Linked DNA regions of Homo sapiens: region 1 is linked to region 2. Evidence: chromatin contacts called from ENCODE Hi-C or POLR2A ChIA-PET data. All regions are on one chromosome and are shown on one strand. The core of a region is the stretch at or near the end of the contact, and the rest is flanking DNA. Distances in the headings are between cores, read along the strand shown. Region 1 overlaps C1orf21 (chromosome 1 open reading frame 21). Region 2 has its middle 88 kb from the start of C1orf21-DT.

Region 1 (3,549 bases), core at 708-3,207, 320 kb after region 2:
CCCCTGGCAGTGGTGGGGAATGTTGACTGAGTGTTCAGCAGAGTTTATTTTTCCATACTATATGAAGAGAATGATCTCTTCTCAAAGACAGAAGTGATATTTTTAACAAATATTGTCACAAGTAAATAGCAATCAAAAGGAGAAAATAACTTTTGTATTTTTTTAATGTGTTTGATAGCTTTGACGAGGGTTCTCTTTGTTACTTTCAGGGGAGGGCATCCTATTAAATGCCACGCCAGCAGTCCGGGTCTGGGTTTGTCCCACAAAATCACAGGAGCACTGTATGTTCCTCTCTTTTGGAGTTGTGACTTTGAAGGGCCTCAATATTAGCCACACTGCCGCCTGCAGAAGGTGGAGAGTTAAGATGTTCTATGTCAATTTGCTCTTGCCGAAAAGATGAGCCTCGATTTTAAAATCTATCCACATCCAACTGATGGCACCATTGATGTGCAAATAATGAGATTCCCTATCTCCTTTTAGACCTGGGACGGCAAAAGGGAAGGGAAGGAAACTTAGCAGAGTGCTATTGACTATAGATTCACATATTAGCAACAAAATCCCGTAATTCTTTTGGCCAACAGCAGCTATTTTGGGGAGCAGCTGTGGCTGTTACATAAATAGAGATGCAGCCAAAATTTTAGGCCTTTTATCCTGCTTCTAGCAGAAAAATGCAGGGAGAGTCAAGTAGTCTAGGGTTTCAGGTTGCCTCCCCTCATATGGTTTTTGGCCAAGTGACTAAAACAGTTTTCCACAACTGTAAACAAACTGCTAAGCCCCACCTCAAACTTGTTCACTGGGGACTTTGCTTACCGTTCTGTGGGTGACCTTTTCCGGGATTTCTTGTTCTTATCAAGCAAGAATTAAGCACATGCTAAACGTCTTCCATTTGACTTCTCTACTCGGTGTCTCAGACAGTGTCTTCCCAGAAAACCACCACCCTCTACCCAAAGATGAAACATGCTCATGTCATTTTTCTCATGGTCACATTTAACAGTTTTGACATGTTATACTTGCGCATAGATCCAAGCGTTTCTTGGGAACCTGACTTTTGAGTGTTTAATAAAGCCGGAAGTGGTGTTGCCCTGAACCAGCAGATTTTCACCTGGGTTCTGGCTCCGGTGTTTAACACTGGATACATCTTTGATGTGCGAAAGTGAGTTCATCTTCAGACACATTTGGTACATCCAGAAATAGATCCAAGAAATGGGGTGGTTGAGTGGGTCCGCACGAAATGCTTGATTATGTCAGCAACACCCAACACTGTCTGTTTTCCATTTGTTGGTTTTAATCATAAAATTGTCAAGTGATTCGTGTTTGTACTTTATTTTTTTGTGCCTTCTGAAAGGATCTAAAACAAAAATATTTTGCCTTTTTTTCCCCACGTGTATCTGAACATTAAGCAGATTGGCTCAGACACAATGAAAAGGATAATCCAATGTACGTGCTGGTGCACTCTGCTAGTTGTTATCTCTGTAGGGCTCAGGAAGCTGGAAGGAGGAAGGGAGGGTAAGTGGCCTGGTGAGTGGAGGTAGAAAAATGATGAGAAATGAACTGAGAGCATTAAGCAGAGAGGGTTGATAGGCTGGCCGTGTCCGGGGTGAAATTGGAAATCCAGCTGCCTAGTGGCCAGTGGGTGGGGCAAGACTGTCAACGAGATTTACAGCTGGCTTACACATGCCTTATGTCCTCTGAGTTGTAGAGTTGTAAAAGTTCAGCAGTGTGTGCACAGCTTTCTTTTGGTTGGCAGAGATTCAGGATCATGGAGTACTGCTCTCATAATTGAAGACGTGTTTGTTATTGGCAGAGAACCTTAAAAAAGGCCTTTACCTCAGCGATGCTTCCTAGCCCCAGGCTTGCAGAGAACACAGAGTGGTGTTGTGGTCTATTTAGGGACAAAGAAGGTATAAAGTCCAGAGATGAGAAAACTGGGTCAGCCCTCAGAAACTGCAGCAGCCACGCACACAGAAGCCTGCTGGAAGACAGGTCTCTCTCCGTCCACAGTGCCCATCATCTGAGCCTGGGCTGGGATGACTCAACTTAGCAAAGACGGACCCAGGAGGAGTGCTGGTTCTTCAGTCTTTGTACTGGCCCCATCCTCTCCTCACTGTAATGTGAGGAAGCACCTCTGTGTCAGGGCTCACCTGGGCATCCAAAGCGGCCACGCCCACAATCCGACAGCCCCCAGGAGCAGGTCCAGGGATGATGCAGCCCCCTTCTTGGTCCCATGTGATGTCATCCTGCTTTGTTATCTTCTTATAACTTTATCCTGCTATAACTTTATCCTCTTCCCAGCCTCATCCCTGTTTTTCTGTTAGGGCAAGACTCTTCCATAAGCCTGCTAAAAAACAGAGATGATACCTCTTACAAACTTTACCTCATAGCCTGTGAAGCAGGTTGGCATGTGGATTACAAGTCCTGCTTTGACACTGGGCAAGAATTTAAGATTGTTCTATCTCTACTAGTCATAGAAAAGAAACATTGTTAAACATGTTGAGTTTTAAAGGAAGAAATATTTTCAAATTCTTAATCCAAGAAAATACTGAGTTGGAATCTTAGACTTCGGGACTCTGACACGTTCTTTATGAAAGGCAAAATAATTGGTATCTAAAGTTCTCTCCTTCCTGCCTCCCCTAAAGAAAAAGGATATTAGATTGCACACTATAATTTTACATAAGATCTGCCTTCCACACTTCCCTGCTGGAAGGCATTCTCAGAGCTTTATGTCTTCGTACCTCTCAGAGATTGGACTTTTTCTTGTTTAAAACCCCAACCAAAAAAAATAATAAGGCATGATTGGTGGGGAGGGAATGTGTATTTAGGGGCATAATAAAAAGGTGGCTCGAAGCAGGAACTTTGGCCTCATGGTGTCATGGGTGGATGCCTGGACTCCAGTGTGCCTGTGAGGGGCTGGGTTAGGCAGTCGGCTGTCACACTCACATGTGCCTGCAATAAACCTTTTGGAATTTCATGAACGAGGTCTATGAATTGCCTTTTGCCAATGAATGGATGTATTTTTCCAAGGGGGGAATAGTATCCTTGACTTTGGCAGTCACCTTTTTGTATGTCTCTAGAAAGGGGTCAAAAAACTATGGTAAAGATGAGGCTTATGAGTGAATACCTCTGGGACAAACCTTAGGACTCACAAGCTATGCCATGTTTTTCAGGAGACTCTTGTACCTTATCTGGAATCTAATCTTGGGAGAAGAGGAAAAAGGAGCTAATATTTGTCATTTATACTCACTCTGTGCCAGATACTGTGCTAGGCATTTTATAATTGTTTTGTGTCATCCTCATGATAATCCTGTGAAGTAGATCTATTACCCCCGTGTTCTAAATAATAGATCTTAAGTGTGGAATGCATCTATCCAACATAAATGCCCATGTTGAAAGAAGGAAAGATGTCATTCAAGTATTTTTCAAATTCTTTTTATTATGACTATGCCCTTCGCAACACTGTGAAAACAACCCCTGGGGGCATCTGCCTTCCAGAATCTCTCTCTGGCTTCTCACCAGCTTGGTTTCCTCATGGGGAGTGTTTTATTTGGCCTC
Region 2 (3,268 bases), core at 250-2,749:
CGCTAAACACTTTACACACTTTACTTCAATCATGAGTGATTACAACTCAGGTATATGGACATGATTGAAAAGACTGGTACACAGCTTCAGAGTTTCCATAGAGGGTGTCGTTTTAGCAGAATCTTTACTAAAATGAGCCACCCCTGTCCTTAAGAGCTGTATCACCTCACCTGGCTACCCTGTTTTCTAGCACAAGGTCACCTTGAGTCAAGATGTTCAGTTTTGTTGTCACTGTGCCATGGCCATGACTGTGGGAATAACCCCATCTGCTTACCTTGGGAGATGGAAACTTTGACGAACTCAAGGTCCTTCCCCAGATACTTCCAGCTACTTCCCAGTGATGCCTCCTGCTCTGGCTACCCTAAACCTACAGTCAAACTATGTCTCTCTGCAGCTGAAAACCCCCCTTAATTGCAGTAAACAGGATAACATCTGTGGGAAGAAAGGCAACTATCTCTTCACATGTTGTTTTCTTAGAGGGGAAGCTTTCCTGGATAACCAAGAGACTTCATGTCTCATTGGCCAGCATTTGATCATGTACCCATTTCTAAATCCATCAATCACAGGAATGTGACTGCCGTGTTTATCTTGGACTAATTGGGATCTGCCCCTCAGCCGGGGATAGGGTCAACTTCCCCTGAATCAAGTGAATAGAGGTAGATCCCCGAATAAATCAGAGTTAAGAAGGAAGGGCTGGTGAGACTAGACACAGTAGAGCAGCCATCAGTGTCCTACGCAGGCCTCCGTATTTCACGGAGGTAGTTTCCCTCCCTCCCACCTCATGCCCCAGATGAAGTCTTATTTTCCCTTAAGTATTGCTACTCTAGGTCTGGGTCTTGCTGTTCCCCCAAAAGAAATATCCCTCTTCATATTCCCAACCACTCTTATATCTACCTTTATTACAACATTTACATATTTTTTCACGCCTATCTTCTTTTACACATATCTCTCCTAGTTAGACTATGAGATCATAGAGACCATGTGTTACTCATTTTTAAAATTTCCAGTACCTAGCATAATTCCTGGGATAAAGTAGGTGCCCAATAAATGTTGGATTGATATGATTTGTGAATTTAGTTTATGAAAGTCTATTTCAGCATTACTTAGAATTGGATAGAACAAGTTTGGTTTTAAAAGTGGGAGAAAAAGGAAGATGATAATATTGTTTCATAATCAATTTTTAACCTGCCTAATTCAAAAAAAAAAAAAAGGATGTAAGGGAGCAGGGGTGCTGTGTGTAATGTGCTGTGCTTAATGTTGCTTTTCTTTTATTTCCCACAGCACACAGGACACGGTGGGGATGCAGCATCTTGGACCTCATCCGCCTGTGCTCTAATTCAAAGACAAATATGTTTCCCAACTTGCCCAAGGCTCTGGCAGGGAAAACTCAGATCCCCAAACTCAGGTCGTTCTAGTGCAGCAATAACCAGCTGGGTTTTCAGCAACTTGGATGGAGCCATCTGTGTTCCCAGCCCACATAAAAATATGCACAAGAAGGGTGCAAATCAGCAAGTCCACAGCTTCCAGAGGCCCCAGCTGGGATGTGCCCTCCCTTTGGGGACTAATGAAAGGTAAATCCAGTGTCAAAAGACAGAGGGCCAGCAGCAAGACTATGGAGCTAAGTGAGTCCAGACTCTGGTCCCTTTTCTGACTTTGCCTGAAATAGAGCCCATCTGGCTCCCTGGCCACTGTGCTTGTGTGAAGGGCACTGCAGTGCATGCTGAATGCCTGGAAAATTACCAGAGGTCTCCTGCCTCTCTCTCTGGGGGCACCAGGAACTGGCCACATAGGAACTCTCTTCTCTGATGCTCTGCATTCCTCTGACTGCCTGGTCAACCCTTAAGCTTTCACATAATGAGCCTGGTGAGCCCAGGTGGTCAGGAATAGAGGGGCTTTTTGTGTCTTGGTCTTAAAGAAGGGAGCCCCTCAGATTTTCCCACATACTCCCCCTTCCTTTCCTACCACTCCACATCACAGAAGGGAATTTAGAGTCGTCTTGGCTCTCCGGCTAAGACAGAGGACAGTAGATTCCACATGAAAAGCCAAATTAAATGGGGGTGCTGTTACTCAGCCACCCAGGTGCAGATGGCTTTTGGCAGCCCAGTACTGGGCGGTGATTGAGAAGAGTCTGTCTCGAAGTCATTACAGTTAATTGTCACAGAGTTACAGACTCATCTGCAGGCAAAGAGCCAGCTCAAAATCCCCAGGGAATTTTCAGATGGATTAATAAACAAAATGGCATATGTGTAAAGCAGCTGATTCTCTACAAAGAAATGATAGTATTATTTCTTTACTCTTCATTCCTGGACCCAGGACTATTTTACAGTCTCTTTCACATCTTGGAAGGCATTTGTCCAACAGGGCTCTGAGTCAGGGGAAAGTATTTTCTTCCTTGTTTTTATCTAGTAGCACAGACACTTTCACTATGGGGTTAGTGCATTTTTCATGGCTCCTGGTTCATCTCAGAAAAATGCACATCAACCCAGCCATCCTGTTGACTAAGTGGCATTCACTAAGCCAATATTCCACATAGAAACACTGATGCGGTCTTAACAATGGTAGAGTAAATGGCATCACCACCTGTCTACATACGTAAAACAGGTGCACAGTTGGGAGCTGGAGCCATAGCCTCATTGATATCATAGACAGAAACAGGATCTGTTCAATAGCACTGGTACTGAGGAGAAAAGCAGCACAGTACTGGATCCTGCACATCACTTCCTTTTCCAGTTTCTTTGATTTTTCTGCTAAAGTTTATATGATTACTCCTGAGAAGCAGGAATTGCCTCAGAAAGTTATCCTGCTCTTTGGCATAACCGCCCTGCTGGCTCACCCTGCCCCACAAACTCTGCCAGCCCAGTGTAGAGGAAGAGAGCTGAGCATCTGCTAAAGTCCCTCCATCACCAGTGATCTGTGCCTGAATTTGTCGTTCCTTGCTGCTTGTAAATTTCATTTCCTCTAAGCCTTCTCTATATTACATAGCCCAGAGAAGTACTGGTTAATGAAAAAATGAAAAGCTTGACTTTACAAATGAAGAGGAAAATGCACTCTTTAAAAAAAAAGTTGCAGCTAAGTGAACTTATATGTGTGCAAGAAAAGAAAATTGTTTCGAGCTGTTTAAGAGTAATAATTACATTACATTACCGTGTTACTGTCTGAAGATATTCATATTTTGCTTTTTTATTTTTTTGGTGGAGTGTTGTTCAGTTGCCCAGGCTGGAGTGCAGTGGCATGATCTTGGCCTCCCGGGTTCAAGCAATTCTCCTGC

Evidence for each region. Hi-C counts contacts between places; a loop is a spot of excess contacts on that map. ChIA-PET counts read pairs that join two places held with the same protein, here RNA polymerase II (POLR2A). Pooled maps may share reads with other maps.
Region 1: a pooled map shows a loop between it and region 2 (3-fold over the local background). The contact joins two enhancer-like sites. A Hi-C loop is called at or near these places in 2 of 50 pooled maps. POLR2A ChIA-PET finds 5 or more read pairs at or near these places in 2 of 52 experiments (A673 and activated naive CD4-positive, alpha-beta T cell).

The regions. Positions count from the first base shown.
Region 1 is chr1:184,620,724-184,624,272 of GRCh38, forward strand. C1orf21 (chromosome 1 open reading frame 21) reads left to right here. Exons shown (of 6, transcript NM_030806.4): 6 at 1-3,549. The region is part of intron 2 of LOC107985236 (a long non-coding RNA gene); the gene reads right to left. Among named protein-coding and RNA genes, the nearest start is that of EDEM3, 130 kb to the right of the region's middle. Within about 2 kb of position 1,958, at least 20 of the 41 ENCODE cell types and tissues checked have a DNase peak (open chromatin) inside an H3K27ac peak, as active enhancers do.
Region 2 is chr1:184,297,137-184,300,404 of GRCh38, forward strand. No RefSeq gene overlaps it. Among named protein-coding and RNA genes, the nearest start is that of C1orf21-DT, 88 kb to the right of the region's middle. Within about 2 kb of position 1,500, at least 7 of the 41 ENCODE cell types and tissues checked have a DNase peak (open chromatin) inside an H3K27ac peak, as active enhancers do.